Regions from separate parts of the Homo sapiens genome. Here region 2 is linked to region 1. The links are chromatin loops, found by intact Hi-C in ENCODE. Cell type or tissue: left ventricle myocardium inferior. All regions are shown on one strand. Each heading gives the region's core, and the rest is flanking DNA. Links, peaks and the distances in the headings are about the cores only.

The links. Hi-C counts contacts between places; a loop is a spot of excess contacts. Peaks named below come from ENCODE experiments on the same cell type or tissue, not always from the same donor. Only the 100,000 strongest peaks of a DNase experiment are listed, where the experiment ranks them.
Region 2: a loop joins it to region 1, with 4 times the contacts of the local background. A loop is called at or near these places in 3 of 110 quality-filtered maps.

Annotation. Positions count from the first base shown.
Region 1 is chr10:26,741,121-26,749,463 of GRCh38, forward strand. PDSS1 (decaprenyl diphosphate synthase subunit 1) reads left to right here. Exons shown (of 12, transcript NM_014317.5): 11 at 1,377-1,457; 12 at 5,213-5,678. The coding sequence ends at 5,353. It overlaps ABI1 (abl interactor 1), which reads right to left. Exons shown (of 11, transcript NM_001012750.3): 11 at 5,476-7,625. The coding sequence ends at 7,450. Among named protein-coding and RNA genes, the nearest start is that of PDSS1, 48 kb to the left of the region's middle. In left ventricle myocardium inferior, for the core only: no CTCF peak of the experiment used is centred there; no DNase peak of the experiment used is centred there.
Region 2 is chr10:27,121,783-27,130,125 of GRCh38, forward strand. YME1L1 (YME1 like 1 ATPase) reads right to left here. Exons shown (of 19, transcript NM_014263.4): 9 at 4,914-5,004; 10 at 1,765-1,917; 11 at 1,059-1,191. Among named protein-coding and RNA genes, the nearest start is that of ANKRD26, 25 kb to the left of the region's middle. In left ventricle myocardium inferior, for the core only: no CTCF peak of the experiment used is centred there; no DNase peak of the experiment used is centred there.

The sequences.
Region 1 (8,343 bases), core at 236-8,235:
TTGGTGCCCAGGCTAAACCCCAAGCCAGTATAACCAAAGTCTCTGGGAACAGGATCTAGGCAACTGTATTTATACCTCCCCAGGCCAGGCGCGGTGGCTCACACCTGTAATCCCAGCACTTGGGGAGGCTGAGGTGGACAGATCACCTGAGGTCAGGAGTTTGAGACCAGCCTGGCCAATATGGCAAAACCCTGTCTCTACTAACAGTACAAAATTAGCCGGGTGTGGTGGCGCACACCTGTAGTCCCAGCTACTCAGGAGGCTGAGGCAGAGAATTGCTTGAACCCGGGAGGCAGAGGTTGTGGTGAGCCGAGGTCGTGCCACTGCACCACTCCAGCCTGTGTGATGGAGCAAGACTCCATCACAGGAGGGGGGGAAAAACAACAAAAAAACAAAAAACACTCCCCAGCTGATCCCAGTATGCAGTCAATGTCATGCACCGCTGCTCAGATCCACTCTACACACTGCTTAAGGCAGAGCTCTGCACATAATGCCCTCTGCTCAGAAACCTCAGTAGCTTTCAGTTGGTAATCAATTTAGAACTTAGAGTAGAATGCCTAATTCCCATCCTCATCCTAGGCCAGTGACTCTCAAAATGTTGGCAGAGACCAGAGATACTGGTGTCACCTGTTAGATGGTGGCATCTGTTAGAAATGCATGCCAAGGCTCCATCCCTACTCAATCAGAAACTGGGGGAGAGGCCCCACAAGCAGTACAGGTGATCCTGATACGATTTAAAGTTTAACAACCATGTTGTTTTTTATTTTTTATTTGAGACGGAGTTTCACTCGTTGTCCAAGGTAGAGTGCAATGGCGCAATCTCGGCTCACTGCAACCTCCACCTCCCCAGGTTCAAGCAATTCTCTTGCCTCAGCCTCCCGAGTAGCTGGGATTACAGGCGTGCACCATCATGCCCGGCTAATTTTTTGTATTTTTAGTAGAAACGGAGTTTCACCATGTTGGCCAGGCTAGTCTCAAACTCCTGACCTCAGGTGATCCGCCCACCTCGGCCTCCCAGAGTGCTGGGATTACAGGCGTGTGCCACCACGCCTGGCCAGAACCATGTTGTTTTAAAGATGTACTTTATTCCTCCTGCCTCTCTTAACTCAGTGTTGGACTAGGATAAAACATCAGAATAAACAAGGACTAATGTCTTCTCCTCCCATACACCACCACAGTGCCTAGGCATAGACGGTGGATGTCTCTTAGCTCAGCTTTTGTTGCCACAGTTTACTGCTCCCCCACATCATCTAGACACTTAGTTTCATTTTTGTTGTTTCTTGTTATTTCCTATTGTTACAAACTAGTGTTAGAACACTTGTTTCTCCCAAGAGAAATAAATAGATTTTCTCAGATTTTCTCTCTTTTTTTGTTAGTTCCCAGAAATGAATGCTATGATCATGCGACGGTTCAGTTTGCCTGGAGATGTAGACAGAGCTCGACAGTATGTACTACAGGTAAGACTGTTTTTTTAAAAAAAAGGCAGCAGCAGGAACAACGTGGCAAAATCCTTTAATCCAAAAATGTAACATTAACTAAACATTAAATTATAGATACAAGACTGTTTGGTCAACTCTTGATGTGACAAAAACTGAGAAGGGAAAACTCATTTTTCTGATTTTTTATTTTCATTTCTCTTCTAGACTACTTACGAAATGTTTTGTTTTAACTGGTCTTAGGTAAGGCACAGACATTAATATCTTTTAAAAGGTACCTAAGTGATTGTGGTGAACTGTTAGTGTTGAAACCCAGTGGTGTGGAACCAGCCTTCCCTGTGTCCATCAACAGAATCACTGGGCCCCCAGTCACCCAGCCTCGGCTCCAGCCTCATCCATGTCCCCATCCATGACCCCATCCGGGCTGCTGCTGGACTGCTGCAATAGTCTACTCATAATTGGGCTTTCCTAGTCCATCCTACCTGTTATAAAAGTGTGACTAAAGAAATGATCATTGAAAACAATAAACCAACACAGGCAAACTATACATTTATATAAATGTTTTTCTTTTAAAGGGAGAACCATTTAACCCCATTCAGGGGCTAGTGGCTTGCTTTAAATATATTGCCACGTATCTTCAGAACTTTTCTGTGGAAGCCAGATCTCTCTGCATGACTTGAGTTTTGGTGACTGACTCCTGTGAGAATGAGCCATTTCCAAGTTCACTGTCATTTGCAGCCAACAGATCTACTGGATGAGTCGGAGTGAGCAAAAAATCATTACAAAGCAAGTGTGGCATGAGATCTGTACTTAGTGTAGTACCTGAAAGACTTCCAAATAATTACCTTCCAGATTCTTAAAAAATTTAAAAAGCAACCCCAACCCCTAAAAGGTTATTTTTCTCTCTTAACTGACTATACTGTTAAGCCCCATTATTCACTACGGGTTACTGCCTTTTTTGGAGAATGGTTTAAACGTACTATTAAAAACTATGGCAGGGAGCTGGAGCTGATAAAGAAGTCAATATTCCCTGGGAGAGGTTCTGGCTTCAGAAATAATGGTATTATTGAAAGCTAGAGTGGGAAGTGGAACTGAAAAGAGGGAAGTTAATAGTAGCACCTATGGAAAATAGCAAAGTTCCAGCAATCCTAGCCAGAAACACATTTAGAGGAAACAAAAATCCACGGGAATGTTCTCTGAACAAATTCTCCAAAATTCTAGCTCCCTGTTCACCCACAGAGCTTCTAGGCCTATTCCCTCATTAAATATGAATAGACAACTCAGGGTTACAAATAAGTTGACTAAAGCTTGCTGAACAAAAGAGTGGGACCAAAATAACAGGGGGAAAAAAAAACAGGAAAAACGTAAATAGGAGGATCCAAAAAGATACCACATTCACAAAACAGTACAGGATCATACTTTTTAAATGAGTAAGAGCAAGTTCTAAGAAACTGAAAATGACTGAAGAACAAACTCCAAAGAAGGGCTGCAATGTGAAATTGTGGAAATCCTCCCAAGTGTAAAACAGAAAGGGGGAAATAGTGAAAAATAACAAGAGCTACAAGGACCAGTACCATCATGTAACAAGTATTTCAGGAAGAAAATAAACAAAAAAGTGGTCACTTATGCTAGAAAATGGTGTCAAAACTGGCTCAATGAATAGCAAAGATACTGGATACTAGAAGGCAGTGGAGGAAGGTCTTCCAAGTGAGGATGAAACATTTTAAACCTAGGATCCATTAAATCCGAAGGCAAAAGAAAGTCACCACACATCAGGACTAAAATGTTGACTTCCCATAAACACTATTTTATTTTATTTTTATTTTATTATTTTATTTTATTGTATTTTTCTTAGACTGAGTCTTGCTCTGTTGCCAGGCTCAAGTTGCAGTGGCACAATCTTGGCTCACTGCAACCTCCGCCTCCCGGGTTCAAGTGATTCTCCTGCCTCAGCCTCCCGAGTAGCTGGGACTACAGGCACCCGCCACCACGCCCGGCTGATTTTTGTATTTTTAGTGGAGACGGGGTTTCACCATGTTGGCCATTATGGTCTCGATCTTGACGTCGTGATCCGCCCGCCTCGGCCTCCCAAAGTGCTGGGAATACAGGCGTGAGCCACCGCGCTCAGTCCCCATGAACACTTTCTGGGTAGGTTATTTGCAGATGTACTTCAGGAAAACGTGTGGAAAACACTGAGAGAAGGCAGGCTTCTGTACAAAAAGGAACAGCAAACTAAAATATGTCATGTTTTGAGCAACTGGTATAGAAAATCAGATGTATTTCAACCACAATGTTAGGAATATTCCATTTCTAAATGTCAGAGGGGTCCGGGCGCAGTGGCTCACACCTGTAATCGCAGCATTTTGGGAGGCCAAGGTGGGTGGATCACTTGAGGTCAGGAGTTTGAGACCAGCCTGGCCAACATGGTGAAACCCCGTCTCTACTAAAAATACAAACATTAGCCAGGCGTGGTAGTGCACGCCTATAATCCTAGCTACTTAGGAGGCTGAGGCACGAGAATCCCTTGAGCCTGGGAGGCAGAGGTTGCAGTGAGCCAAGATCACGCCACTGCATTCCAGCCTGGGCGACAGAGCAAGATTCCATCTCAAAAAAAATTTAAAAAAAATAAATAAATGTCAGAGGGATCATGAGCCATGGAGAAGGAAATAGAATTATAGTATATGACTTGATTCTGCAATAAATATTTTTACATCATAGAAATGATACTTTATTAGTATTTGGCTTTTAGAAAGAACCAATATTTTAAAACATGGTTATAGAATAGGATGTAAATATCTATAGTCTAACAAACAGTATAGTTAAAGGAAAGGACAAGAGCTCATAGAAGATAAAATCTGAAGTTGATGCTACCTAACAGAAGTAATCAACAAAACAACTAAAGACAGCAGTGTGATGATGAGGCGGCACATTGTGGGTGGGCTAAACCCTCATCTTAACAAAAAGGTAACAGGTAATAACTAAAATTGGTAATCAAGAAATAAAAACTAGGCTGGGCACGGTGGCTCACACCTGTAATCCCAGCACTTTGGGAGGCCAAGGCAGGCAGATCACTTGAGGCCAGGAGTTCGAGACCAGCCTGGCCAACATGACAAAACCCCATCTCTACTAAAAATACAAAAATTAGCCGGGCATGGTGGCACGCGCCTGTAGTCCCAGCTACTTGGGAGGCTGAGGCAGGACAATCGCTTGAGCCCGGGAGGTGAAGGTTGCAGTGAGCCAAGATCATGTCATGCACTCTAGCTTGGGTGACAGAGTGAGACCCTGTCTCAAAAAAAAAGAAAAAAGAAAAAAAAAACTATTGGATAAAGTGAGTGCCTTTGGAAGAAAGGAAGCTGATTTTCATCATAAACCCTCTGTACTTTCATTTTGTTATGTCTTTATTCTTTATTTTTTAAGTAAGTTTTACTTGTGTTTTTTTTACATTTAAAAATGTTGTATAAAGATACTTTGTACATAGAACTTCTGAGAAATTCTAATAAGTAAAAATTAGGGGAAAACGAATGACTATGTAATATTGATGAGCTAGTTGCTTTGCATGCTAATAGAATAAAAATTTGCTTCAATATGAGAAAAAGGCCTAAAGGAAGTTAGCACTATGAGTCGGGAAAAGAACATTAGAGATGTAGTTTGACTGTTAACTGTAATCCTCAGCTCATCTGATCTCAAAACTATGTGTTCATTTATTATAGCAGGAAGTTAAAACGCTGATTCAGTCAGTGACAGGCATCTGTTCTGTTTTGTTCTGTATCTTATAGAGTGATGGTGTGCAACAAACAACCTACCTCGCCCAGCAGTACTGCCATGAAGCAATAAGAGAGATCAGTAAACTTCGACCATCCCCAGAAAGAGATGCCCTCATTCAGCTTTCAGAAATTGTACTCACAAGAGATAAATGACAACTCTTTCTGTTCTTTCTGGCAGCTATCTTACCAGACTGTGCCTAAAGAATTTTGTGGAATACACTTTGTTTGCTTCATGTGCAGATAACCAAAAATCATTTTAAAAGATATCAAACTTATTGATGGGCAATTTATTTTTTTTTATTGCAAAAGTTTTTTCAGAAAACTTTTTAAATGTAATTAATAAACCACCTGAATCTGTCATTCTAGTCCTATAAATTATAATCAAGGTATCTTGATGGTTATATGTGGTATTGTTTACACTGTTAATATCCACATGTAAGGCCATTACACAAATAAATAACCAATGTTAAAATTCAAATGGTTTGTCTTGATTTACCGTAGGAGTAAAGGTCAGAAAAATGTGAAGTCTGCATTGAAGTCCACATGAGTTATATTTTAACAGTATCCAAAATTTCATATAGGAGAATGGTTTATTATAAAAGACTGTACATAAAATTTAGACAACAGGTTATATACAAATTAAGAGAACAATCCACTTGAAAAATGGAAAGTAGAAGGTAGCTAGCTGATCACTAATGATACTTTGTTTGTTTAAAATTAACAAAGGCAAAATGCATATGAAATAGTCACATTGATTTGGTAGCAATAATGGTCTTTAATTTTCAGAAATAACTGTTTTGCACTAGTCTTACCATTCACTATGCTGTTATAAGTCTGTAGCATCCAGTACATAACTGTAATTTGAATTCCAAACAAATCCTCAATAACACAGAAACCCACACTTGAGTGCTCTACTTTAATATCCTAAGCAATAGAGAATTATACACAAGACAAGAAGAGAAAACATCCCTCAGCCCTCCCTTCAATTAAGAGGAGACACACAAAGTGCATGTGTTGCATTTTGATTATGTCAAAAGACAATCCAAGTCTGTTGGTTAGGTAAATCTCTGTTCACTGATTAATACATGACCCACCTTCTTTCCCAATTATTTTATTTTAAAATTCTAATGTTGCTAGTGCCAGGTAATGGATTAAAGAGTGCCTACTCACAAATCAACTGTATCCACTTTTACAATATGTAAAAGGTACTTTTAACTTCCTTTCATTGAACCAGTGTACAACAGTTCACTGTACAACTGAAGGACTGACATGGCAATCCTTAAGAATTTTACCTACAGAATGAATGCACACAATTTGACACATTTTCTTAGTTTCAAAAGATTATTTAAAAAAGGAATTCAGTAGATTGACTTGTAAATAACCATTGCAGATTTTGAATCTGCAAAAATCCGTCACATTGCTGTTGGGACAGATTAAGATAAGGCTAAAATTTTTTTCCAAGTTAACATATTGAGAAAATAGAATCATAATTCTGCAATAAATCATTATCTTTTATTTTTTTTAAAGCAAATCAGTGAAGGAAAGGACAAAAACCTTTGGTTCACTTATGTATTTATGAATGGAAAAAGTTTATAATGCAAATTTCACTCATTAAAAAACTTAGGTACAAATTACAACATTACAGATAATTCTCTTTTTGCTTGTTTCACATGGAGACCTTGGAGACTCAATTCACGTTAAGACACCTAAGTACGAGTCCTCCAGGTAAATATTACACAAATGGGAAGCATCTTGAATTTTTAAGTATATTTCAATACATAAATTTTTATGCATGCTTTAAACAAACAGTATTTTTTTTAAATGAGAGAATCTAACAAAAAAAGTCTGACCAGCACCAGCATTTAAATTTTCTGATTTTAATATTAGTCTGACATAGCGTTAGTAACCATGCTGCACTGAAACATGTAATGGTACAATCTGAATCATGATTCGTTAAATATTATACCCCACTTCCCCCAGAATATTTAGGCTGGTCATAAAGTTAAAAATGTGTAAGTAAGTACATAAGCATAATCAGTTATGGACAGCTTCTTGTATAAATTGCTATTCAGCAATACATAAACTGCCTCAAAGATTTATGCTTACAGGTAGACATTCAATTTACCAATAAAACAGCATGTTCTGAAAATATGGGCACATTTTAAAACATATTAAGACAGTTCTGTTAACCATAATAGTCCCACAGTATGACTGAGTAATAAGAATCTACTTCAAAAGAAAAAAAAAAATTAATCAGTATAGTGCATGATTGATTCAACATAGTTCCCAGGGAACAGACCAGTCACTCGATTGCAGACTCCTTCATACCAGCCATCATCATTCTTCTTTATAACATAAATGATTGCACCCTCCATAAATGACAGCTCATCATCCTTGTCTTTTGTATAATCATATATTGCAACAACTATGGAAAAAACAGTTGAAATATCACATGAGTGCACTATATCCAAAATTTACTTGAATTTTAAGACAAAGACAATTAAATATATAGCACAGCAAAACTATTTTTATGAAGATTTCTTAATTTTTGTATCTATCAATATAAGTAGGTCAGTGGCCAACCATGTACTTAAATCATTGGCTTAATCTTAGAGCCAAATGACAATCTGATTAGACTGAATACATCAATAGGTTCTGTCAATCACTTTAAGAAAGCTCTCTGAATTTTAGAATTTATTAGATGTTTCAATTCATTCAAATACCAAGTGCCTATCATATGCAAAGCACCGGCTTTTCAAAATAATTATCAGGCAAAGAAAGCTGCATAGCCATTCAGTAAACCAGGTAACAATCCAAGCTATCTAATTTGAAAAAACACAGTTACTGGAAGGTAAATCACATCCTACTCATTCAAGGACCCATGCTAATTTAAGGGACTGTCCCCAGATTTTTTTTTAAAGAATATTTACTTACTTTAAAGGATTTTAATTAATACTTAGAGAACTTTGCAATTCTGTGGTGTCTGTAATTTTTTCAGTTCAAGATACAGGTTGAGTAACCCTTATCTGAAATGCCTGGGATCAGAACTGCTTTGGATTTGGGATTTTCAGATTTTGGAATTTTACATATGCGTAATGAGACATCTTGGAGATGGGACCCAAGTCTAAACACAAAACTCATTT
Region 2 (8,343 bases), core at 51-8,050, 380 kb after region 1:
CACCCAGGTTGGAGTTCAATGGTGCTCACTGCAACCTCCATCTCCCAGGTTCAAGCAATTCTCATGTCTCAGCTTCCTGAGTAGCCAGGATTACAGGCGCCTGCCACCACACCCAGCTAATTCTTATATTTTTAGTAAAGACGGGGTTTCACCATGTTGGCCAGGTTGGTCTTGAACTCCTGACCTCAAGCAATACACCCGCCTCAGCCTCCCAAAGTGCTAGGATTATAGGCTTGAGCTACTGTGCCCGGTGACTGTTTTTATTTTTAGTAGAGATAGGGTCTTGCTATCTTGACCAGGCTGGTTTTGAACTCCTGGCCTCAAGCAATCCTCCCACCTTGGCTTCCAAAAGTCCTGGCATTACAGGCGTGAGCCACCATGCCCAGCTTCATTAATCAAATAACAGCCAAGAAAAGAAACTGATAATAAACCACCAATTCATCTCTGACTACATACCTTCACAATTATCTGGTCTATGCAGGAAAAGATAACCTGATATAAAAAGCTTAGGTGCCTGGTTAATTTTTGAAAAATTACTTTCAAGTATACCAATTCAAATTATTTGCTCCTGGGCTTCCTATGTGGTTTCAAAATGTCTTATATTGAGTTTTAAGATACTTCTTTCAAAGCAACATCACCTCTTGCTTCTTATATTATGAACATTGATGTAAGCTTTAAATCTGCCACAACACTCAAAGTTAGTCATAAATTATGTAGAAACAACTGTATTTCTTCAAATAGACTACTAGTCTCGGCATAAATCATTGTTTTTCTGTCATAAGTGTAACAATAAATGAGAAAGGATATAAATACCATAAATTAAATAAGATGAGTTGATATTCAAATATCCAGTTAGTAATGAAAACAATACAATACTGAGAGAAAAAGCTTGTCTTGAGTTCTTGCATGAGGGACTACTCTGTTTCCTATACACATCACATTTTTCATATCTCTAGATATGAAATGCCTTATGGAAATAATTTGCATAAGATCAATTCTACGTATATCAAATGCTGGGAGGCATCACCATATTCTAAGAAAAAAGAAGACTCAATTACCCATCCATTTCAGCAAGAAGTTGATTTATGGTCTGCCTTGAATATGGATGCATTGGAGATTCAATTCTCTTCCCACCAACAGAATCTAATTCATCAATAAATATAACACAAGGAGCATTCGCCTTTGCTTCCCCTAAGAAAACAAAAAACATTCAAATAAGCTGAAAGAAAGTCAACACTTTTGAACAAAACGAGATAAATATTAAAATCCTATACAACTGTCAAAAGCCAACAAAAAATATTCACTGAAAGAAAAGGACGTCATTTTTTACTGACTTAAAAATAGTATCTTCAGGGGGGAAAAAACTATACCAAAGAAATGATATAAAACAAAACAGTTGGGCATTCATTCATTCTTTCCAGCTATACAAATATATACAATCAGGTTTGAAGCTAATTACTCCTTAATTCCATACTACAAAATTGATGAATAAAATGAAAAAACACTAAGAGATTTTTGGTAGCCTCCAACTTCATCTTGCACTTCCACTAGCTCTTCCGATAATTCATATAGTAAGTTACCCAAACCAAGGTCCCACAATGGCTATTTTAACTATCAATCAAAACTAATTAGCATGCAAAGCTGGAGGCCCCAAAAAATAGAAATTAAAAAAAGGAAGAAAAAAAGTAATTAGCAAAGAAAGGGTAAGATACACACTTCCCTTAACAAAATTTAGCACTGCATCAAAGATACACCAAAACGTACTAAAAAGATTTCTGATACGGCTGGCTCCCACACCCACAAACATCTCATCAAATTCGGATCCAGAAGCATAATAAAAAGGAACATCAGCTTCTCCCGCCACAGCTCGGGCAAGAAGTGTCTTTCCAGTCCCTGGGGGTCCAACTAAAAGAATTCCTAAAAGAAAATGAAAACGAGAATGATTCAAAGTATTTTTAAAAAATCCCTCGATATGAACCTATAAAATAAATAATTATTCATTTATATAATTTTCAGGCTGAGGTCACACCAATAACCAATATTTTGAAACACAGCAAACCGTACTTGTCTCTGCTAATGGTTCACTTCAGAATCTTGTCCAAAATTAATGTTCCTGTATTATATAAATATTGTTTCCATATCAACAAGAGACATGACAGGGAGAATCTTGAGGCAAAAAAATATAAACCCATTTATCACTAAATAAGATAAAATTCATGTAAAAATAGATTAAAAGACTAAACAACCAAATGTAATTAGTGAATCCTGATTTGATGCTTTTTCATAAAGAACAAAAAATTCTAGAGACATCTGGTGAAAACATTTAAACAAGACTGAGAGTACATGATATTAAGGAAATAGGCATAATTTCCTTTGGTGGGATAAGGTTATTATGTTTATTTAGGACACTGTCCTTATTCTTAGGTGATGTACAAGAAAGTCTTTAGATGTCAAGTAGTTGACGTTTATAGTTTTCTTTCAAATGTTCAGGGGGAAAAATACACACATAACACAGAAAGCAAATATGACAGAATGTTAACAATTGTTGAGTCTAAGTGGATAGGATATGGATGTTAATTGTACTGTTCTTTCAAGGTTTTCCATGTTTGCAAATTTTCATAACACCAAAGATTTTCACGTTAGAAAAACAGAATTACCTGATTTATATGTTTTTATAAATATACATATTACATTTAAAAAGCAACAAAACTTCTTTACATACATGTTTGCTGCATTTTAACATAAAAAAAATTTTAAAGAAAGCTCAAGCTCAAAAATAGCTTTAAGACTATCCTAGTATTGTCATGTTTTAGTTATACTTAACTGGTTTAAATCATATTAATTTCTGTGGATTACATCTTGGTATCTGAAGATTTTTCTACAAATTTATACTACTCAAATTTTCTACAAATTTAAAATACTCCTTGTGATTAGAAAGAGGAAGAGTGTAACTATTAATACTTCTATGGTTTTAAACATTCACTCTGTGATGTTTAAATAAATGTAAAGGTGGTATGTGGAATGTCTCCTGATATGGGCTTTTCCAGTGTTTTCTCATGATTGTATTGAGATTGTGCTCTTTTTTAATTCCTTTTTGCGTGGACACCACATAAGCCATCACTTGGGTCCTTTCTAGAGCATCAGGAAGTACATGATGTTGATAAGGCTTTTGCCAGTGATATTAGCTAAAGTTATCATTATTAAGCACTGATTTAATAAATGTACCCTAAATTAGCAAAGGTTACTGCAAATAATTTCATACACTGCTGTATTTTCAGTGGAGATAGTTGGCAGCATAAAAACAAGCATTAAAAAGGAGTGTCATCCTTTAACTCAGCAATTCCATTTCTAGAAATTTATTCTAAAGAAATAATTAAGCATGCAGGCAAAGCCTTGAATTAAGATGAAACACAGCACTATTCTTAATAGCAAAAAAACTGGAAACCATATAAAAATTCAATATAAATGGTTAAATTGTGATACAACCATAAATTAGAAGGATACTGTGAAGTCATTAAAAGTCATGTTAACCATGAGAAAACATCAGACAAAGCTAAACTGAGAACATTCTATAAATAATTAGGCAAGTACTCTTTGCAACTGTAAAAATCATGAAAGATCCTCTTCTCTCCACTCCCTCACAAAAGGCTAAGGAATTGTTTCATTGTTTCATTTGAAAAAAAAAAAAAAAAAAACAATAAAAGCCTAAATGTTACCTGTGATCCTGGATTAGGTCCTGAACTGGGGAAGTGGGTAGGGATCAGGGCAACACTACAAAGGATACTATTGGAGCAAATGCTGAAATTTGAATATAGACTCTAAATTTGATAATGGTTTTGTATGTATGTTAAATGTCCTATTTTTTTTTTTTTTTTGAGACAGAATCTTGCTTTGTCACCCAGACTGGAGTGCAGTGGGAACAATCTCGGCTCACTGCAACCTCTGCCTCCTAGGTTCAAACGATTCTCCTGCCTCAGCCTCCTGAGTAGCTGGGATTACAGGCGCCTGCCACCAAGCCCAGCTAATTTCTTTTTTTAGTAGAGACAGGGTTTCACCATGTTGGCCAGGCTGGTTGGAACTCCAATGGCCCCTGGTTCAAGACCAGACTGGTCTCGAACTCCTGATCTCAAGTAATCCACCCGCCTCCACCTCCTAAACTGCTGGGATTAAAGGCGTGAGCCACCACACCCAGTAATGTCCTAATTTTAATATTATTCTGGAGTTACATAGAAGAATATCCTTATTCTTAGGAAATACACACTTGGGGTGATTGTTTACAATTTACTCTCAAATAGTTAAAAATTTATTTATTTACAAATAATTTTTATATTTATATATACATAAAGAGACAAAGTGAATGATTTTTAAAATGGAGTTAGGTTGAGTGCGCTGGCTCATGCCTGCAGTCCTAGTACTTTAGGAGGCCAAAGTGAGTGGATCGCTTGAGCCCAGGAGTTCAAGAGCAGCCTGGGCAACATGGAGTAACCTCATCTCTACAAAAAATACAAAAATTAGCCGGCATGGTGGTGTGTACCTGTGGTCTCAGCTACTTGGGAGGGCCGCCTGAACTCGGGAGGTTGTGGCTACAGCGAGCCATGATTGCATCACTGCACTCAAGCCTGGGTCTAAAAAGGAAACTAAATATTAAAAATTTGTGAGTCTAGGTAAAGGGTATGAGGAGCATTCTATGTACTATTCTTGTAACTTTAAATTTGAAAGTATATAAAAACTTGCAGTTACCAAAAAAAAAAGGCTATGGAATTGTATGTTCAGAATGAACATCTATTTTGTAAAATAGCAATTAAGACTTAAACTTTAATCAGTTAAAATTAAATAAGTAATATAGGTTTTTTTTGTTTGTTTCTTTGTTTTTGTTTTTTCCATCAAATCATGATAAAGAAAAGATATCTTACCTTTTGGAAGTTTACCTCCAAGAATAGTAAATTTTTGTGGATTTTTCAAGAATTCAACAACTTCCTGTAATTCTTGTTTAGCTTCCTCCACCTAAAGTGACACAATTTTCCAAATAACTTTAGATAATGGACACGTTTGGTTAGATTATCAAGGCTTCCCTTTTGAAAATCATAAATTTAATTTGGATATGGAATTAACCTGACCTTCTCTGTTTCAGTAAAAAAAGCATACAAAAATGGCCCCTTATAAAACAAAGGGTTTTCCCCTGACCATTATTTCCCATTATGCAAAGTCTCCTTACTATCCCCAAAAAAATCATTCTGAACTTTCATTTTCTCAGTGAGAAAACAAAAGTCAAGTACATTGGACAGGGTTAAAAAGAAAGTACCTAGAGAGGAGCATTCTAAAACATGAAACATAGCTTCACGCCAAAGGGCATTCTGAAAATGTCCAATTAATGTCAAGATTCGCTTATTATTTCAAGAAAAATTCCCAGGCATATTTCCAGGAAATATTACACTTATTAAAGAACAAAGTTATGTTTTTTTGTTAGACTTGAAATGATCTTTGAAAGTTATTCTGATTAAATAATTAAAAATGTAATAATGTTTTAATCAAGTTAATGGTTAAAAACATAGCATTTTCTTTTCAGAGTATTTAAAAAAATACAAAACAAAGCTTTGTCCATTCCTAGGTCCAGGAGAAGCGTGTACATATGTTCACCAAGAGACTTGTATAAAAATAGTCACACCAGCTGTATTTGAACCAAAAACTAGAAATAAATGTCCACCCTAAAGTAGTGTAATTGCACCGTGTTGTAGTATTCTTATAATGGGATACTATGCAATAAAGGATAAATAAACCTCAACTCCAAGTAACATAGATGGATCTCACAAACATGTTGAATAAAAGAAGCCTCATACAAAAGAGGATATTCTATATGGATTACATTTATCTAAAATTCAAAAATAGGGAAAATTCATGTATGGTATTAGACAGGAAATTGTCCCTAGGTTAGTAACCAGAAGGAGGCATCAAGGAGGTTCTGGGCTTCTGCTAAGGTTCTATTTCTTGAGCTGGGTACTTATAACACAGACAGTTTGTGAAAATTTATGGATTTGTGCACTGTTGTGTGAATTTGTTAAACTTCAATGAAATTTATGGTTAAAAAAAGACTTGGCTGGTTTATTAAAAGAGAACTTGAAAGATAATATCCATGTACTAAAAGAAGACTAAAATATATTTGGTCAAAATAATAGATATAATTCCAATTTTAAGCTGTAGGAATAAAGAAGAGATTAAACATAATTTAATACTCAAATAAACTATATTCTCTCTCCAAATTCTGTGGCAAGAGAATCCCCACTTGAGGAACATAAGATCTATCAAGGAAAATAGTTAATGGGATCAAGGTAATGAATCAAGTTATTAAATGCCCTTATTAATATTTTTAAGGCTATATATATAAGTGTGCCCATATATTCAGAAATTCTAGGCAAGGAAATGACATTCCTATACAAGCTCTTTGAGATTTGGTAAACATTTGTCACAGGAACTACCTAATGGCAAACCTGTTCTGGTAAATGCTACTGAATTACTTTGCTCTATATAAATTTAGGTCTTACAGCAATTATAAAATTGATTCATTTTAGCATGGAAAACTTGGTAAGGATCTACCTTAATTGTGATGTCTACTTTCACTATGCTTAGTTATCAGCATGGCTTTAGTTTAGTACTCAGAAATCCCCACATTCCAGGACAGGCGTGGTGGCTCATGCCTGTTACCCCCAGCACTTTGTGAGGCTGAGATGGGAGGACTGCCTGAGCTCAGGAGTTTGAGACCAGCCTGGACAACAAAGTGAAACTCTGTCTCTACACCGCTCCCCCACCCCCCAAAAAAAAGAAGAAGAAAAAGAAAGATAAATCAGCTGGGCTTGGTGGCTGATGCCTATAATCCCAGCACTTTGGGAGGCAAAGATGGGTGGATCACTTGAGCTCAGGAGATCAAGACCAGCCTGGGCAACGCAGCTAAATCCCGACTCTACAAAAAAAAACTACAAAAATTAGCCAGGCATAGGGGCACACGCCTGTAGTCCTAGCTACCTGAGAGGCTGAGGCGGGAGGATGGCTGGAGCCCAGGAGGAGGAGGTTGTTGTGAGCTAAGATCACACTACTGCACTTCAGTCTGGGTGATAGAGCCAGACCCTGTCTAGAAAGAATAATAAAATTAAATTAAAAAATTAGCCAAGTGTGGTGGTGCATGCCTGTGGTCTCAGCTACAAGGGAGGTTAAGGCAGGAGTATCACTTGAGCCCAGAAGGTCAAAGCTGCAGTGAGCCATGATCATGCCACTGCACTCCAGCCTGGGCAAGAGAGCAAGACCCTGTCTCAAAAAAAAAAAAAAAAAAAAAAAAAAAACTCTCATTCCAAAAGAAGTGTGATATATTCAGTAAGTATGTAAGTACATTACAGACAGAGAATAACAATGCTGTGTCTGACCTCAGCCTTAATACAGGCTCAATTTAGAAAAGGCATGCAGACCTCAAACACAATGAGAAGGGCCCTCCACGCTGATGACTGAAGTTTTCAAATAATCACTGCACCAACCTCTTCCTCAATTGTTCCCTTTATACAATTCCAACAGGGTTCATAGCCATTTAAACTGGAAAGGAAAGGAAAGAACTACTTGGTTGTAAAACTATCATAATGATTCCCAATGCCTTATTCCCCAATAGTCAAGGCTGAAAAAACATGGTTATGTATAAACAGAGACACGAATAAGTAAAGAAGAAAAGCAGAAATAATAACATAACCAATCTCTTCAGAGTTGGAAGAGTCCTCAGATCACGTACTTCAAATCCCTCCTGCGGAAGAATTTCTTCTAAAACACTCCTGAAAGATAATTACCCAGCCACTACAGTTCTGAGAAATCAAATGTAATAGAGCAGATATAATGGCAAAGCACAGAGAAGAGCACAGTGTGGTACTAAAGTTGCAGAATTCACATTTGGAAAAGATAAAATAAAAAAAAAAAATCAGTAGAAAAACCACTCATTTTGACTTAATATAAATTCATGATCCAAAATTTCAAGTGAGCACAACAGTTTTATTTCCTGTTTCCATTCATTCTCCTATTGCTACACAATTTACTTCCTCCATTAACCACTCATTCCTCCTCTCCCAGCCATATTCTCTCTGCTGGTGACCTTGATTCTATCAATTTCCACAACCCCCCACCTAACAGTTTACCAACATTCCAACTTTATTTTGTATTATGAGATACATTATCTGTGCTCTTCTGTCAGACAAAATCCAAGAATTGTTTGCAATCCTCTATTCCATCTCATTTCTTTCCACCTCTTGTAAACCCACTGCAATTGGAATTTAACCCCTGCTACTCCACTAACATTGCTCTTTATCAGGTACACCA